2 separate regions of the Homo sapiens genome follow, and region 1 is linked to region 2. Evidence: read pairs that join two places in POLR2A ChIA-PET (ENCODE). Cell type or tissue: Panc1. All regions are shown on one strand.

Region 1 (4,000 bases), 310 kb after region 2:
GGGAAAGGGACTGCTACAGCTGTGGTTTCTCCTAGGCAACAAGATGCAACCAGGGTCAGCTTGGTGACCTGTGGACTGGTCTGAGTGAGTTATTGCTTGGTATGCTAGACTGTTCTCCTGAGATCATGGTGCAGTGGGGCCCTCTCAGCTCAACACTCAGGGAGATCTCCAGGCATTTGGAGCACCCACTCACCCAGATCAGCAGCCTGAGCTGCCCTATCCTTCCTGTGCAGACACTCTAGTGAAGTGGGGCTCACTCTGCTCCACACCCAGGCAGATCTTCAGGAATTTGGAGCACCTGCTTGCCTGCATTTGCAGTCTGAGTTGGCACACCCTTCCTGTATAGAGACCATGGTGAAGAGGCACCCTATCCACCCCATGCCCAGACAGATCTCTAGGCAGTCGGAGCATCCGTTCACATGAATTAGCAGCCTGCCACCCCACCCTCCCTGTGTAGAGATTGTGGTGCAGCAGTGCCCTCTGCATTCCACACTCAGACACCTGGAGCATGCACTCTCCTGGATTAGGAGTTTAGGCCACCCTGGTTCCTTGTGCATAGAACTTGGGGCCAAGGAGGTTTCCCAACTCAACAACTAGCAACACCTCTGGGCACTGGGTGGCAGCCCACTGGATTCTCCCTTGGTGTTGGTGCTGTGCCTGCCATTGAGGGACCTGTAGACAGGCCTGCTCTGGTCCAGCCCCACTCATCTTACCTCCTGGGACTGAGCAGGGAGCTCAAGCCACTGTGCATTCCATGGATCAGCCCATTGCCTGAGGCAACAGAGAGCTTCTGCCAGTAAACAAGGATCAAGAATATACCCAGCCACGCTGGCCACAGCTGGCTCTTACTTATAAGTGCCATCTACTGGCCTGTACATCAAACCACACAACCCAATATAAAATCTGCTGATAGTATACAAGGCTATAGAAGCAAAGCCAAAAGACCCAATCTAATATTCTCTACAGTCATTACCCCCTAGGCAGGGGAGAGGGAAAGGGAAGGTGGAAAAAAAAAAAAAACCGATATTATAGGGAAAGAAATAAAAAGAAAAAAATTCTGTCCCCCCACACACAAATTAGAATTGCCAGCATCTCCAGATGAGAAAGAACCAAAGCAAGAATTCTGGCACCATGAAAAATCTGAATGTAGTGACACCACCAAAGGATCGCACTAGATGTCTAGTCCTTAACCAAAATTGAAACTCAGAAATGACAGATAAAGAATTCAAAGCATGGATTGCTAGGAAACTCAACAAGATCCAAGACAAGGTTGAACATCAACCTAAAGAAACTTCTAAAGCAATCCACAAAATGAAGGAATAGATAAACATCTTGAAAATAAATCAGTCAGAGCTTCTGGAATTGAAAAACAGGCTGGGCGTGGTGGCTCACGCCTGTAATCCCAGCACTTTGGGAGGCCGAGGCGGGCGGATCATGAGGTCAGGAGACTGAGACCATCCTGGCTAACATGGTGAAACCCCGTCTCTACTAAAAATACAAAAAACTAGCCGGACACGGTCGTGGGCGCCTGTAGTCCCAGCTACTCAGGAGGCTGAGGCAGGAGAGTGGCGTGAACGCGGGAGGCAGAGCTTGCAGTGAGCCAAGATTGCGCCACTGCACTCCAGCCTGGGCGACAGAGCAAGACTCCATCTCAAAAAAAAAAAAAAAAAGAAAAACTCACTTAAAGAATTTCAAAATACAATTGAAAGCTTTATCAATGACTGGACCATGAGAAGAAAGAATTTTGGAGCTTGAAGTTTGGTCTTTTGAACTAACCTAGTCAGACAAATATATAAAAAAGGTAATTTTTAAAAATGAACAAGGCCAGGCACAGTGGTTCATGCCTGTAATCCCAGCACTTGAGAGGCCAAGGCGGGCGAATCACTTGAGGCCAGGAGTTCGAGACCAGCCTGACCAACATGGTGAAACGTTGTCTCTACTAAAAAAAAAATTAGGCCAGGCACAGTGGTTTATGCCTGTAATCCTAGCACTTTGGGAGGCTGAGGCAGGTGGATCATCTGAAGTCAGGAGTTCAAGACCAGCCTGGCCAACATGGTGAAACCCCATCTCTACTAAAAATACAAAAATTAGACAGGCATGGTGGTGGGTGCCTGTAATCCCAGCTACTCAGGAGGCTGAGGCAGGAGAATTGCTTGAACCTGGGAGGCAGAGGTTGCAGTGAGCTGTGATCCCACCACTGCACTCCAGCCTGGACGACTGAGCAAGACTTCATTTCAAAATAAAAAAATACAAATACAAATACAAAAATTAGCCAGGCGTGGTGGCATGCACCTGTAGTCCCAGCTATTCAGGAGACTGGGGCATTAGAATTGCTTGAACCCAGGAGGCTGAGATTGCAGTGAATTGAGACTGCACTGCTGCACTTCAGCCTGGGCAACAGAGCAAGACTGTGTCTCAAAAAAATAAATAAATAAAAATGTAGGCCGGGCGCAGTGGCTCACACCTGTAATCCCAGCACTTTGGGAGGCCGAGGCGGGTGGATCACGAGGTCAGGGGATCGAGACCATCCTGGCTAACACAGTGAAACCCCGTCTCTACTAAAAATACAAGAATTAGCTGAGCACAGTGGCATGCACCTGTAGTCCCAGCTACTTGGGAGGCTGAGGCAGGAGAATCGCTTGAACCTGGGAGGCGGAGGTGGCAGTGAGCTGAGATCATGCCACTGCACTCCAGCATGACGAAAGAGCGAAACTCCATCTGAAAAATAAAATAAAATAAAATAAAATAAATAAACTTCATAGTTGAAGGAGAAATAAAAGCTTTTCCAGACAAGCGTGCTAAGGGAATTTGTTACCACTAAACTAGCCTTACAAGAGATCCTTAAGGGAGTTCTAAACATGGAAATAAAAGAACAATACCTGCTACCACAAAAATACAGTTAGGTGAATAGCTGACAGATTCTATAAAGCAACTGCATAATAGAAACTACAAAGCAACCAGCTAGTAACTTCATGATAGGATCAAAATCTCACATATCAATATTAACCTTGAATGTAAACAGTCTAAACGGCCCACTTAAAAGGCACAGAGCTGCAAGTTGGATGAAAAAACAAGACCTGTCTGTCTGCTGTCTTCAAGAGGCCCATCTCACACATAATGATACCAACAGGCTTAACATAAAGGGTTGAAGAAAGATCACACAAATGGATCTTTCTTCAAAAAGAGCAAGGGTCACTATTCTTAGATAAAACAGACTTTAATCCAACAAAGTTTTTTTTTTTTTTTTTTTAAAGGGACAAAGAATGGCATTACATAATGATAAAGGAAGCTTGTCCAACCTGTGACCCATGGGCTGCATGTGGCCCAGGACAGCTTTGAATGCAGCCCAACACAAATTCATAAACTGCCTTAAAACATTATGAGGTTTTTTTATGTGTGTTTTTTTTTTTTAGTTCATTAGCTATTGTTAGTGTTAGTGTATTTTATGTTTGAGCCAAGACAATTCTTCTTCCAGTGTGGCCCAGGGAAGCCAAAAGATTGGATATCCCTCTCAGATAAAGGATTCAATTCAACAAGAAGACTTAACTATTCTAAATATATATATGCACACAACATTGGAGCACTTAGATTCATAAAACAAGTACTTCTAGACCTACAAAAAGACATAGACAACCACATAATAATATTGGGAGACTTTAACACCCCAATGACAGCATTAGACAGATCAACAAGGCAAAATACTAACAAAGAAATTCAGGACTTAAATTCGACACCTGACCAATTGGACCTAATAGACATTTACAGAATACTCCAACCACCAACCTCAGAATATACATTCTTCTCATCTGAACACAGTACACACTCCAAGATCAACCACATGCTTGGCCATAAAGCAAGTCTCTATAAATTCAAAAAAATCGAAATCATGCCAACCATATTCTCACACCTCAGTGGCATAAAAATAGAAATCAAAACAAGAAGATCTTCAAAACCACACAATTACATAGAAATTAAACAACTTACTCCTGAATGACTTTTG
Region 2 (4,000 bases):
AGCCCCCGAGCGGGAGCGGGCGCCCTCCTGCGCCTGCCCTCGGAGCGCCTCGACTTCTCCATGGCCGAGGCCCTCAACCAGGAGTTCCTGGCCACGCGCAGCAACGAGAAGCAGGAGCTGCAGGAGCTCAACGACCGCTTCGCCAACTTCATCGAGAAGGTACGCTTTCTGGAGCAGCAGAACGCGGCCCTGCGCGGGGAGCTGAGCCAAGCCCGGGGCCAGGAGCCGGCGCGCGCCGACCAGCTGTGCCAGCAGGAGCTGCGCGAGCTGCGGCGAGAGCTGGAGCTGTTGGGCCGCGAGCGTGACCGGGTGCAGGTGGAGCGCGACGGGCTGGCGGAGGACCTGGCGGCGCTCAAGCAGAGGTCAGGGGGCAGGGCTGGGCCGCTGCCGTCGAGGCGAGGTCGAAGCGGCCGTCGAGGCGGCTGCTCTTGCCTCCCCTCGCTTCCCCTCTCCATCAGCAGCCCAAGGGTGTGGCTCCCCTTACCAACCCAGGTGTGTGCGGGCAGCATCCCTGCCCACGGGCTCCAAGTGCCCCCCGCTACCCCTTTGCTCTGAGTGTTTGGGGAGGTGGGAGAAGTGGGTATCTGTGCCTCCCCTGAGTAATGAGGAAACCCCCTTTTCAGCTCCCAGTCCGTTAGAGACAATGCGGGGCAATTCCATTAGACAGCCTCAGCCCTCCATTTAGAGTCCTGGGCAGCAGAACAGCCTCTAACCGGATCCTGGGGGGCGTGCGGTCTGGGGTGCGAGCTGGGCGGCGACCCCGCAGTTCAGCCTCTGCACGCTCTTCCCGTCAGGTTGGAGGAGGAGACGCGCAAGCGGGAGGACGCGGAGCACAACCTCGTGCTCTTCCGCAAGGTGAGTCCGAGCCCCTCTCCGAGTTCAGCCTCCCCACCGCTACCCCCGATCTCAGTATCCAGAGGTGGCATCGGTGGGCGCGGGGAGAAGGGGGTAACCCAGATGCCTCCTGAGGCAGACAGGGAAGGCCTGGTCCTTCCTTGGTCTGCGCAGCCCCTAACTTATCTTGAACCTCCACTGCCACCCCTCGAAGGACGTGGACGATGCCACTCTGTCCCGCCTGGAACTAGAGCGCAAGATTGAGTCTCTGATGGATGAGATTGAGTTCCTCAAGAAGCTGCACGAGGAGGTAAGTGGGCCCGGTATCAGGGGCGGTTTCTGAGGTTGTGGGGTGGTCTCGCTGGAGCTGGCGGGTGGAGCGGAGGCATCGCCCTGGGGATCAGGACGATGCTGGGTAGACGCAGCCCCTCCACCCTAGTCTACAGGTGGTTAGACTCCCACCCTTGCGCCACCTGGCGGCGGGCAGCGGGGCTGTACCTCCGAAACCTGGCCTCTGGTCTCGCGCCCGCGGGGGCGCAGGGCTGTACGCCCTGCCCTCCCTGGCGCCCACTTCTGTTCGTTCAAGCGTTTCTTCTCTTTTCTGTGCACGAACTGCGTGGCCCGCGTGGAATTTGCGCCGCTGTCCATCCTCTGCCTGCTCCCGGCCGTAGGAGCTGCGAGACCTGCAGGTGAGTGTGGAGAGCCAGCAGGTGCAGCAGGTGGAGGTGGAAGCCACGGTGAAGCCCGAGCTGACGGCAGCGCTGAGGGACATCCGCGCGCAGTACGAGAGCATCGCCGCGAAGAACCTGCAGGAGGCGGAGGAGTGGTACAAGTCCAAGGTGCAAGAGCCGGGAGGGCCTGCGAGGCGGGACGCTGGGGTGGTGTCGCGCGTCCCAGCCGACTAAAGCCTGGGTTACCCCCACTTCTCAGTACGCGGACCTGTCCGACGCTGCCAACCGGAACCACGAGGCCCTGCGCCAGGCCAAGCAGGAGATGAACGAGTCCCGACGCCAGATCCAGAGTCTAACGTGCGAGGTGGACGGGCTGCGCGGCACGGTGAGTACGAAGCTGCGCGCTCGGGCCCGGGGAGCGGACGATGAAATGTTCTGCAACTGGCCCCTTCCACTCTCCTACCCCAGAACGAGGCGCTGCTCAGGCAGTTGAGAGAGCTGGAGGAGCAGTTCGCCCTGGAGGCGGGGGGCTACCAGGCGGGCGCTGCGCGGCTCGAGGAGGAGCTGCGACAGCTAAAAGAGGAGATGGCGCGGCACCTGAGGGAGTACCAGGAGCTCCTCAACGTCAAGATGGCCCTGGACATCGAGATCGCCACCTACCGCAAGCTGCTGGAGGGCGAGGAGAGCCGGTGAGGGTGGAGCTGCTGGGGCGGGGCAGGGCGGGGTCGGGACTGGGCCGGGCAGGGCGGGGCCTGGGCAGGGGCGCTGACAACTTGCTTCGCCTCTAGGATCTCCGTGCCCGTCCATTCTTTTGCCTCCTTAAATATAAAGACGACTGGTGAGTCTGGCTTACAGCCTGTACCTCTCCTTGTCCACTTCTGCCCTCCTCGGGCTCTTGCTCTGGCTCACCTCAGGGATCTCTTCTCCCCACGGAACTTCTGGGTCCTGGCCTGTACCCACCCCTACTCCTCAAACCCGCCCCTCCCCTGCCCTCAGGGATAGCAGTGGGAGCCTAAGAGGAGAGATTCCCACGCCTTCCCCCTTGAACCCTTTATCCTGCTTTCTTCAGTGCCTGAGGTGGAGCCTCCCCAGGACAGCCACAGCCGGAAGACGGTTCTGATCAAGACCATTGAGACCCGGAATGGGGAGGTGAGGCAGGTCCCCTAATGCCAGGACCCCACCATTTCCCATATTATTTCTGAGCCCCAGCCTGGCTGTCGCTAATCTTACTTAGGGTGGGTAATTCTTGGGGAGAGACAGAGAAGGAGACAGAGAACGTGGATAGATAACCAGGAGCCTCTGCTGGTTACCCCAGGGAGTGGGGCTCTATGATCCAAAGGAGTAGGATGGAGGGTGGCGCTGAATGGCTTGTGCCCATCATATGCCCTGTCCCCAGCAGGTGGTGACAGAGTCCCAGAAGGAGCAGCGCAGTGAGCTGGACAAGTCTTCTGCCCACAGTTACTGAACCCCTTGGTCCGGAGCCTTGACTCTGCCCTAGGCCTGCTCAAAGCCCAAACCCTAAGACCACTCCTGAATTGTCTCCTCTCCCTCTGCATGTGTCTAAAAGGTGGTACCAGGCATCCCTTTCCTGGCTTATGGCCAAGCCCTACCCGGCCAGCAGTCGCTGGGCCTCTCCCTGCCCTGACACTTGATGTGACCTATGTGCTTCCCTTTTCATGTCCCGATAAGAAGCCAATGATCCCCCCTCAGGACAAATCTACTCCAGCCACGATGAGAAGTGGGTGAGCCAGGGTCTGAGTTTCACATTTGAACCAAATAAAATGCTGTCAAGAGAAAACTCTCCAGTGCATTTGTTTCTGTGGAAGTGTGTGTGCGGTACCTGAGGGGAGGAGCCTCGGCGGTGTTCTCCCTTTGTCTCGAGTCATTTCTTTTCTGGCTGTCACTCTCTTGGCATCAATATACCCTTCTAGGTTTTCTACCTCTGTCCATTCCTTTTCAGCTTTTGTCCCTCACCTGCAGCCTGGAATGCCCAGCCACCTGCTGGGTGCCTCACAGGCCACTCAAACTCAACCTGTCCCAAACAGAGCTCCTCACCTCCCTCTGCAATCATGCTCTTCCTCTGGATTCCTTGCCCCAGAAGAAGGCACCACTAAGACACCTAGTGCCCAAGTTAGAATTCACCTCAGCTTATGCACCCTTCTTTTCTTCACCTGACCCCAAATTCTGTGAAGTCTACTTCTTTTGTTATTTAAAAAATTTTAATAGGCTGGGCGCGGTGGCTCACGCCTGTAATCCCAGCACTTTGAGAGGCCGAGGCAGGTGGATCATGAGGTCAGGAGATCAAGACCATCCTGGCTAACATGGTGAAACCTTGTCTCTACTAAAACTACAAAAAAATGGCCGGGCGTGGTGGCTCACACCTGTAATCCCAGCACTTTGGGAGGCCAAGGCGGGTGGATCACTTGAGGTCAGGAGTTCAAGAAGAGCCTGGCCAACATGGTGAAACCCTGTCTCTACTAAAAATAAAAAAATTA

Evidence for each region. ChIA-PET counts read pairs that join two places held together with the same protein. Peaks named below come from ENCODE experiments on the same cell type or tissue, not always from the same donor. Only the 100,000 strongest peaks of a DNase experiment are listed, where the experiment ranks them.
Region 1: POLR2A ChIA-PET joins it to region 2 with 5 read pairs; 3 of 35 experiments call an interaction of 5 or more read pairs at or near these places.

The regions. Positions count from the first base shown.
Region 1 is chr12:49,609,137-49,613,136 of GRCh38, forward strand. It overlaps a transcript of FAM186B not described here. Among named protein-coding and RNA genes, the nearest start is that of FAM186B, 5.5 kb to the left of the region's middle. In Panc1, no CTCF peak of the experiment used is centred here; no DNase peak of the experiment used is centred here.
Region 2 is chr12:49,295,384-49,299,383 of GRCh38, forward strand. It overlaps PRPH (peripherin), which reads left to right. Exons shown (of 9, transcript NM_006262.4): 1 at 1-362; 2 at 795-855; 3 at 1,049-1,144; 4 at 1,506-1,673; 5 at 1,765-1,890; 6 at 1,974-2,194; 7 at 2,294-2,343; 8 at 2,575-2,654; 9 at 2,905-3,303. The coding sequence ends at 2,970. It overlaps TROAP-AS1 (TROAP and PRPH antisense RNA 1), which reads right to left. Exons shown (of 8, transcript NR_120449.1): 5 at 1,333-2,323; 6 at 1-1,201. Among named protein-coding and RNA genes, the nearest start is that of PRPH, 2.2 kb to the left of the region's middle. RefSeq lists enhancers at 1-696, 1,669-2,213, 1,953-2,122 and a silencer at 2,023-2,317. In Panc1, CTCF peaks have their summits at 1,325 (motif pointing left), 1,525 (motif pointing right) and 2,910 (motif pointing right); DNase peaks (open chromatin) are centred at 1,312 and 2,233; H3K4me3 peaks cover 1,703 bases.